Linked DNA regions of Homo sapiens: region 1 is linked to region 2. A link is a contact called in ENCODE Hi-C data. All regions are on one chromosome and are shown on one strand. The core of a region is the stretch at or near the end of the contact, and the rest is flanking DNA. Distances in the headings are between cores, read along the strand shown.

What was found. Hi-C counts contacts between places; a loop is a spot of excess contacts on that map. Pooled maps may share reads with other maps.
Region 1: a map with no recorded cell type shows a loop between it and region 2 (13-fold over the local background). The contact joins two enhancer-like sites. A Hi-C loop is called at or near these places in 8 of 37 single-sample maps with no recorded cell type and 4 of 50 pooled maps.

The regions. Positions count from the first base shown.
Region 1 is chr6:157,560,140-157,563,158 of GRCh38, reverse strand. All of the region lies in intron 2 of ZDHHC14 (zDHHC palmitoyltransferase 14), which reads right to left. Among named protein-coding and RNA genes, the nearest start is that of MIR3692, 33 kb to the right of the region's middle. RefSeq lists enhancers at 982-1,061, 1,182-1,261, 371-1,344, 1,622-1,751. Within about 2 kb of position 1,508, at least 6 of the 41 ENCODE cell types and tissues checked have a DNase peak (open chromatin) inside an H3K27ac peak, as active enhancers do.
Region 2 is chr6:154,246,256-154,249,184 of GRCh38, reverse strand. IPCEF1 (interaction protein for cytohesin exchange factors 1) reads left to right here. Exons shown (of 12, transcript NM_001130700.2): 4 at 1,697-1,736; 5 at 2,425-2,594. It also overlaps a transcript of OPRM1 not described here. Among named protein-coding and RNA genes, the nearest start is that of IPCEF1, 110 kb to the left of the region's middle. Within about 2 kb of position 1,529, at least 5 of the 41 ENCODE cell types and tissues checked have a DNase peak (open chromatin) inside an H3K27ac peak, as active enhancers do.

The sequences.
Region 1 (3,019 bases), core at 259-2,758, 3.3 Mb before region 2:
GCTTGTAGTGGGAGCAAGGACTCTGCCTTAGTTACCACCTCCAGGAGTCCAGCCCAGCTCCGGGTGCCTGGGAGACACTAGGCCCTTGTGGAGCCGGCTTCTTACCGCAGGAAGACCATGAACCCTACATCCACATGGCCCCAGCCTCCATGCCGCCTTGCTCCCTTTCACCTCCTGGGCAGCCTCTTGTCAGGAATGCACAGCTCTTGCAGGGCAGGGGTGGGGTTGGGGAGTTCTAGGTTCTTCCTTGACCTGGGCACAGTGGGTGCTTGGGGGGCGGTGGGAGGCGGGAGGGAACCGTTGTCCTGAGCAGCTTCCTAGCTGACACAACCTCCATTTTCTGAGGAGGCTGCCCCTCTCCACAGCACTACACTTCACACACATAAAACGCTCCCTATATATGTGAGGATATTTTAAGTCAGTGACTCTCAAACATTACTGTGCTAGATGCAGATTCCCAGGTCCTGTCTCCAACAGACTCTGGGTGGTGAGCTCAGGACTGGGCCTGGAACCTGCCTGCGAATGAGCTGCTCAGGTGGCTCATCGAGTGTCTGCTGACCTCAGCGAGAGGCAGCAGCTTAGGGTCCCCTCCCTCTCTGTACCTGGAGAAGTGGTAGTCTTCACAGACCCTCTCGGGAGCCCCCACCCCAAATCTGCCTAGAGAATCGCATGGAGAGCCCAGCAGCAGCCCTGGCCCCACCAACAGAAAATGAGGGGCCAGCCAGGGACAGCGGAACAAGGCAGAGACCCCTCGCCACGCTCACAGAGCTTCTGGCCCAGGAGTCCCAGCGTCCACCCTGGGAGCTTCTGCAGCGCCTTCTCTGAGGCTGCACCAGCTGTTCTCACGGCTAAACCCCAGTTGGGCATCCCTGGTCCCCACTTCTGCCCTTCATTGCCCAGGGCTGTGGGTGTTGTGGTCACAGATGGACTGACTTATAGGCCCTTCCTCTCTCTTCTCATGGTTGCCAACCAGGCTACTGCAGGTCCCCACAGCCCCTACGCCCCCAGGCTGCAGCTGCTCCGTCTGACTGCCCCACACATGTTTTCTGGATACCTTCAAGCTGCATCTTCTGCCCCTTCCCTGTGAAAAGCTGTGTGAGTTGAGGAACTGAAATCATTTTGTTTATATGTTATAAACACCCAGGTTTCTCACTGAACCCACAAAAACCTCAGATACTAAGGGAAAAAAAGTATCTAACCCTCTGAGAACATCTATGTATTCTGCGTTTAACTTTTAAATTCAGGGCCCAGCACAGTGGCTCACACCTGTAATCCCAGCACTTTGGGAGGCCAACATGGTGAAAACCCCACTTATCTACAAAAAATACAAAAAATAGCCGGGTGTGGTGGTGCACACCTATAATCCCAGCTACTTGGGAGGTGGAGGCAGAATCACTTGAAACCAGGAGGTGGAGGTTAAAGTGAGCCATGATCACGCCACTGCACTCCAGGCTGGGTGACAACAGTGAAACTCCATCTCAAATAAATAAATAAATTCAACTCAACAATTCAAGAGGTCTGGGTGAGAGCACCTGCTCTGTGCCAGGTGTGCGTGTATAGTTTCTGTTTCCTAATTATAAACTGAGGGTGGCTGCTTTGTCATTTTTGTCCCCCATGTGTATCTGAGCGCCGGGACAGCAGGTCTCACATGCGCGCCCGTCGGACACTCTACCTGCTGAGTCAGAATTTCCAGGGGAAGGTGCTCACTTGTATATGTATACATTTTATTACTGAAAATAATACACACGGTAAGAAAAAAAGCAAGCAGGTAAACATTTCCAACCTCCACGGGATTCTATTCTGCACTACGATGGCAGCCTTCAGCCTAGACCGTGTCCTGGCACGTGCCAGCTGCTCAGCAGGTGTTTGATGAAAACTCAGCATGGCCTCTGAGCTTTGTCCCTGGCCCTGACCCCAGCAAGGCATGCTTCTTCCACACACGGGATAGATTGTTTTCAATGAAGCAGAGTGAATGTCGTTCTCAGGTGTAGTTGCAAGAAGCCACACTCAGCAATGCTCTCTGAGGCGATTTCCAATAAAGGACCGCCTTGCACAGGGCAGCTAACACCCCCACGCTCTGAGGACCTGGGCTCCCCGAAATGTCCTTCTGCACTCTGCATTTAAATGCTGACTATTTTTTGGTTTTAGTTTCTTATGGGCTTCCATTCCAAACAACTCATTACAGTCTTGTTCAATTTCTTCTTTCTCATGTTCTAGTGGGTTCGTGATTAGACACGCCACGCCTCATAATGTTGTGCTTGGATAAGCAATCTGCTATTTTCACAGCTTCTTCAGGTTAATGCATCCGTTCCTCATAATGCTTCTGTGAGTCAGGCAAGGCCGTGGGATCCCATTATCCAGATGAAAACACAAAGCCCCTAGAGAGAATTCGTGATTTGCCAAGGCCAAGGCAATGAGTAAGAAGTACTGCTTAATAAATGTTTGCTGAATGCATATCTATTAATGCTAGAGTTTATGTAATGACATTTACTGATTTTTTTTCTTCTAATTATAAAGGTAACACATGCTCATCATAGGGAATATCAGAAACGTACAGAGAAAAAAACTAAAATTACTTGCCAGTCCAATCACAAAAAAAAACTTGTTTATATTTCCTTATAATTCCTATATATATTAAGATCCCAATGTACATCCAATTTTGTATTTTGCATATTTTCATTGAAATTGTATAAGGATAACTTTTATAAGCCATTAGATATCTTTGATATCAATATTTTAAGACGTTCTAACAACGTGGCGTTTACAGAAGCAGATTGCAAAGGTGATTCACGAGGACGTGGTGGTTGGCCATCTCTCTGGGATAAGTGGTCTTCAGCCGGGCACCTGCTGCCCCACAGGCTTTTGAAGAAGGTGTACTGTAGCTGTTGTGTAGGCAACTGATGTGGCAACAGTCGGCCCCGCTTCCTGGCTGACACGCTCTTCTCCAGGACAGCTTTGCTCCCCAGCAAGTGCAGCAAAAATTCACTCCAGAATCAGTCACTTGCCTCTTTCCGTGGGC
Region 2 (2,929 bases), core at 280-2,779:
AGGTCCTTTTCATGATAACTTGCCTGGATTTTAGTAACATGCCATGATTATAACATGTCTATCTTTGCTTAAAATTTAAGGTAATTACTGCCATCTTTATGGATGATTAATTTTGGGGGGGATAAATTTTACTCTAACATTGGTCAGATGAAATGTCAGTGCAATATTTCTTGGGATCTATATTTCCCAGGAAATATAATTTAAACACTTTAGCTTCGTTGTAATTGCTGAAGGATACATAAATCATACTTATAAAAATTATGATTTTTTTCTGTTTATTAGATATAAAGTATTTGTTTATCTCAACGATATAATATTATATTACACATACTCATATAAAGGGATGTTGTTTAGTTCTCAGAGGATTTTCACAAATAAATCTTGTAAAATCTTTATAAGACCTATAGGATTAGAATTATTATCAATATCTTCATTTTATAAATGAAGAAGCAGATTCAGAGAGTGCTATTTTCTTGGGCACCACAGCTACTAATTATAATAGCCAGGAATTGGTTCCAGGCCTCTGGATTTAAAGACCTTCTCCTCTTTTCACTATGTCATATCCCTTCTTCAAACATACAGTAGAACCATATACAATAGCTATCAGATCAATAGTTAGATATGTAGACTATAAGCCAGGAACCTCTAGAAAACATTATAAAATGCTGTACTAAGATTACATACCAAATTTTGGAACTGCTTTTCATTTTCACACGTTTTTTCCCCTGAGTTCTCTACCTGTTAACGGAAAAGGTTGTCTTTCAAATTTAAATCAGTTCAGCTTAGATATTTGTAAAGAAAAAACAAATAGAACTTCTTTAAGCAAAATTTTTTTTCTCTCTCTCTACACACACACACACACACACACACACACACACGTATTTTAAAGCACTTAAAAATATTTTTTATTTTTGCTGATAGTCTGATTGTATGTTTGTTTAAAATGTATTGTGGAAAAAATGTATATTTCATATATGTTGTCTTATGTCTGATTTGAAGAGCTAGTACAGAATAGTAGGTGGTAACTAATTTATCTTCCATAAAACGTGAGAAATATTCAGAGATATTTAAAGACAGAATAACAAACTTTAATTTGTCTGTAAATAAGAATTTCCTGATAAGGAGGGTTGATTGCTACTGAACTCTCACTGAAAGAGGTTGTGGAATTTCATTTTCTGGGATATTTAATTCATGTGGTTTAGGTCTAACCCTACGTGGTAGCAGGACTATGAGCTGAATAGTCAAGTGACTCTAATATTTTGAGATTGTAACAATTATCTTCCAGGTTTATCTGAATAATCATTGTTATTTAGAAATTGCAAAAGAAGCAGATATATTTTTCCTTCTCTCACAAAAACACAAAAGGGGAAATATTTTTTGATTTTTAAAACTTCCGTGAACACTGTGCTATCATAACTAAAGTAGTAGTGAGAGCGGCTTGTGGGTGGGAACAGGAAACATCAGTGATAAATGCTCTGTGACTTTTTTTTTTTTTCAGGTTCAGCTCAATGTATATTGATTCTAATTAGCACATTTTGTGCCTCAGCTAGTAGCTCCCCGTTAAGCTCTGCCTGGAGAGTTTTTTTTTAGATTCCATCCTGCTCATAAACACTGCCACCTCCTCCCTCCTTCTCTCTTTACAAATGTTACAACACAATCAGAAATTTCCTCTTTTCTTTCCTTCCTGCATTTTCAGCAGGTTCCCTTGCGTCAGAAGCCCAGGAGGAAAACTCAAGGTAATTAGATCTCTTTTGTTTCTTTATCTCCATTTTGTGTACGTTGAGTGTGGCTTTTCTCCGGGGTGCCTTCCTTGGGATCAGATTTCTGTCTGTCTTAATGCTAATAAGAGGAGGTGGACGGCAGATTAATTTTTGGTTATTGTTGAATCGATTTTAAGAAATGACGACATGTTGTTCATTTGGATTAATCCCTCGTGGTATGTCAAAAGAGCTTAGAAAAACTGGCAGTGAGTCGGGAAGTAGCTGTGTATTGAGGTGGGCATTAACCCTTCAACATCTATTGCATAACTACGGCTGTTATTGTTGAGAGGAGCTATGTTACTGCACTGATATGCCCGCCAGCCTTACAATTTTAATTATTTTCAACTTATTCTTGGTGAATACTATTCTTAGACTAATACTTGCATATTACTCCTGCTGCGCTGTTTCTTTGGCCGTATCTTATACCTTCTAAGCATGAAACAAATGTTTAAAAATAAAACAGACACATGGCTTTTTTTTTTTTTTTTTGCATTGGTTTTGCATAGGTTTTGCATAGGCTTTGCATAAATCTTGGTGAAAAATCCAGCTCCCCGGGGGGTTAACAATTAAAAGTTGCCTTTCACTCTGTCACATAAATCAGGATAATACTTTACCTACCAAATCAGGGTAATACATTATCTACCTCTTCATGTAATCATTGCAGGTTTTCTCACGATGAGTCGGAGGAGGATATCGTGTAAAGATCTGGGCCATGCTGACTGCCAAGGGTGGCTGTATAAGAAAAAGGAAAAGGGAAGTTTCCTAAGCAACAAATGGAAAAAGTTCTGGGTGATACTGAAGGGGTCGTCACTGTACTGGTATAGCAATCAAATGGTGAGTCTGCTTTCTTCCTCCTATTCCCAGCCGTTTTAATGAGGGATACGTTAAAGGCATCAGGTGATCCCTATGGGAAAGTTCATTTTGATTTCTGGGAATTGGAGCGGAGTAAATAAACAAATAAGTTATAGAAGCCATTTCTGGTGCAGTAGATATGTAGGTTATGCTTCTGTGTTTTATGGAGAAGAAACCCATCCTGTTTGACTACTCTGGCTGGGGAGGAAGGGAGTGTCGACATTTACATCCTTGCTAAAGGAGACTTTTAAGTTCTGTTATTAATGTTACTATTCCACGAGGGATTCTAATAGTTTCAGGATTTATGTGGCCATCAC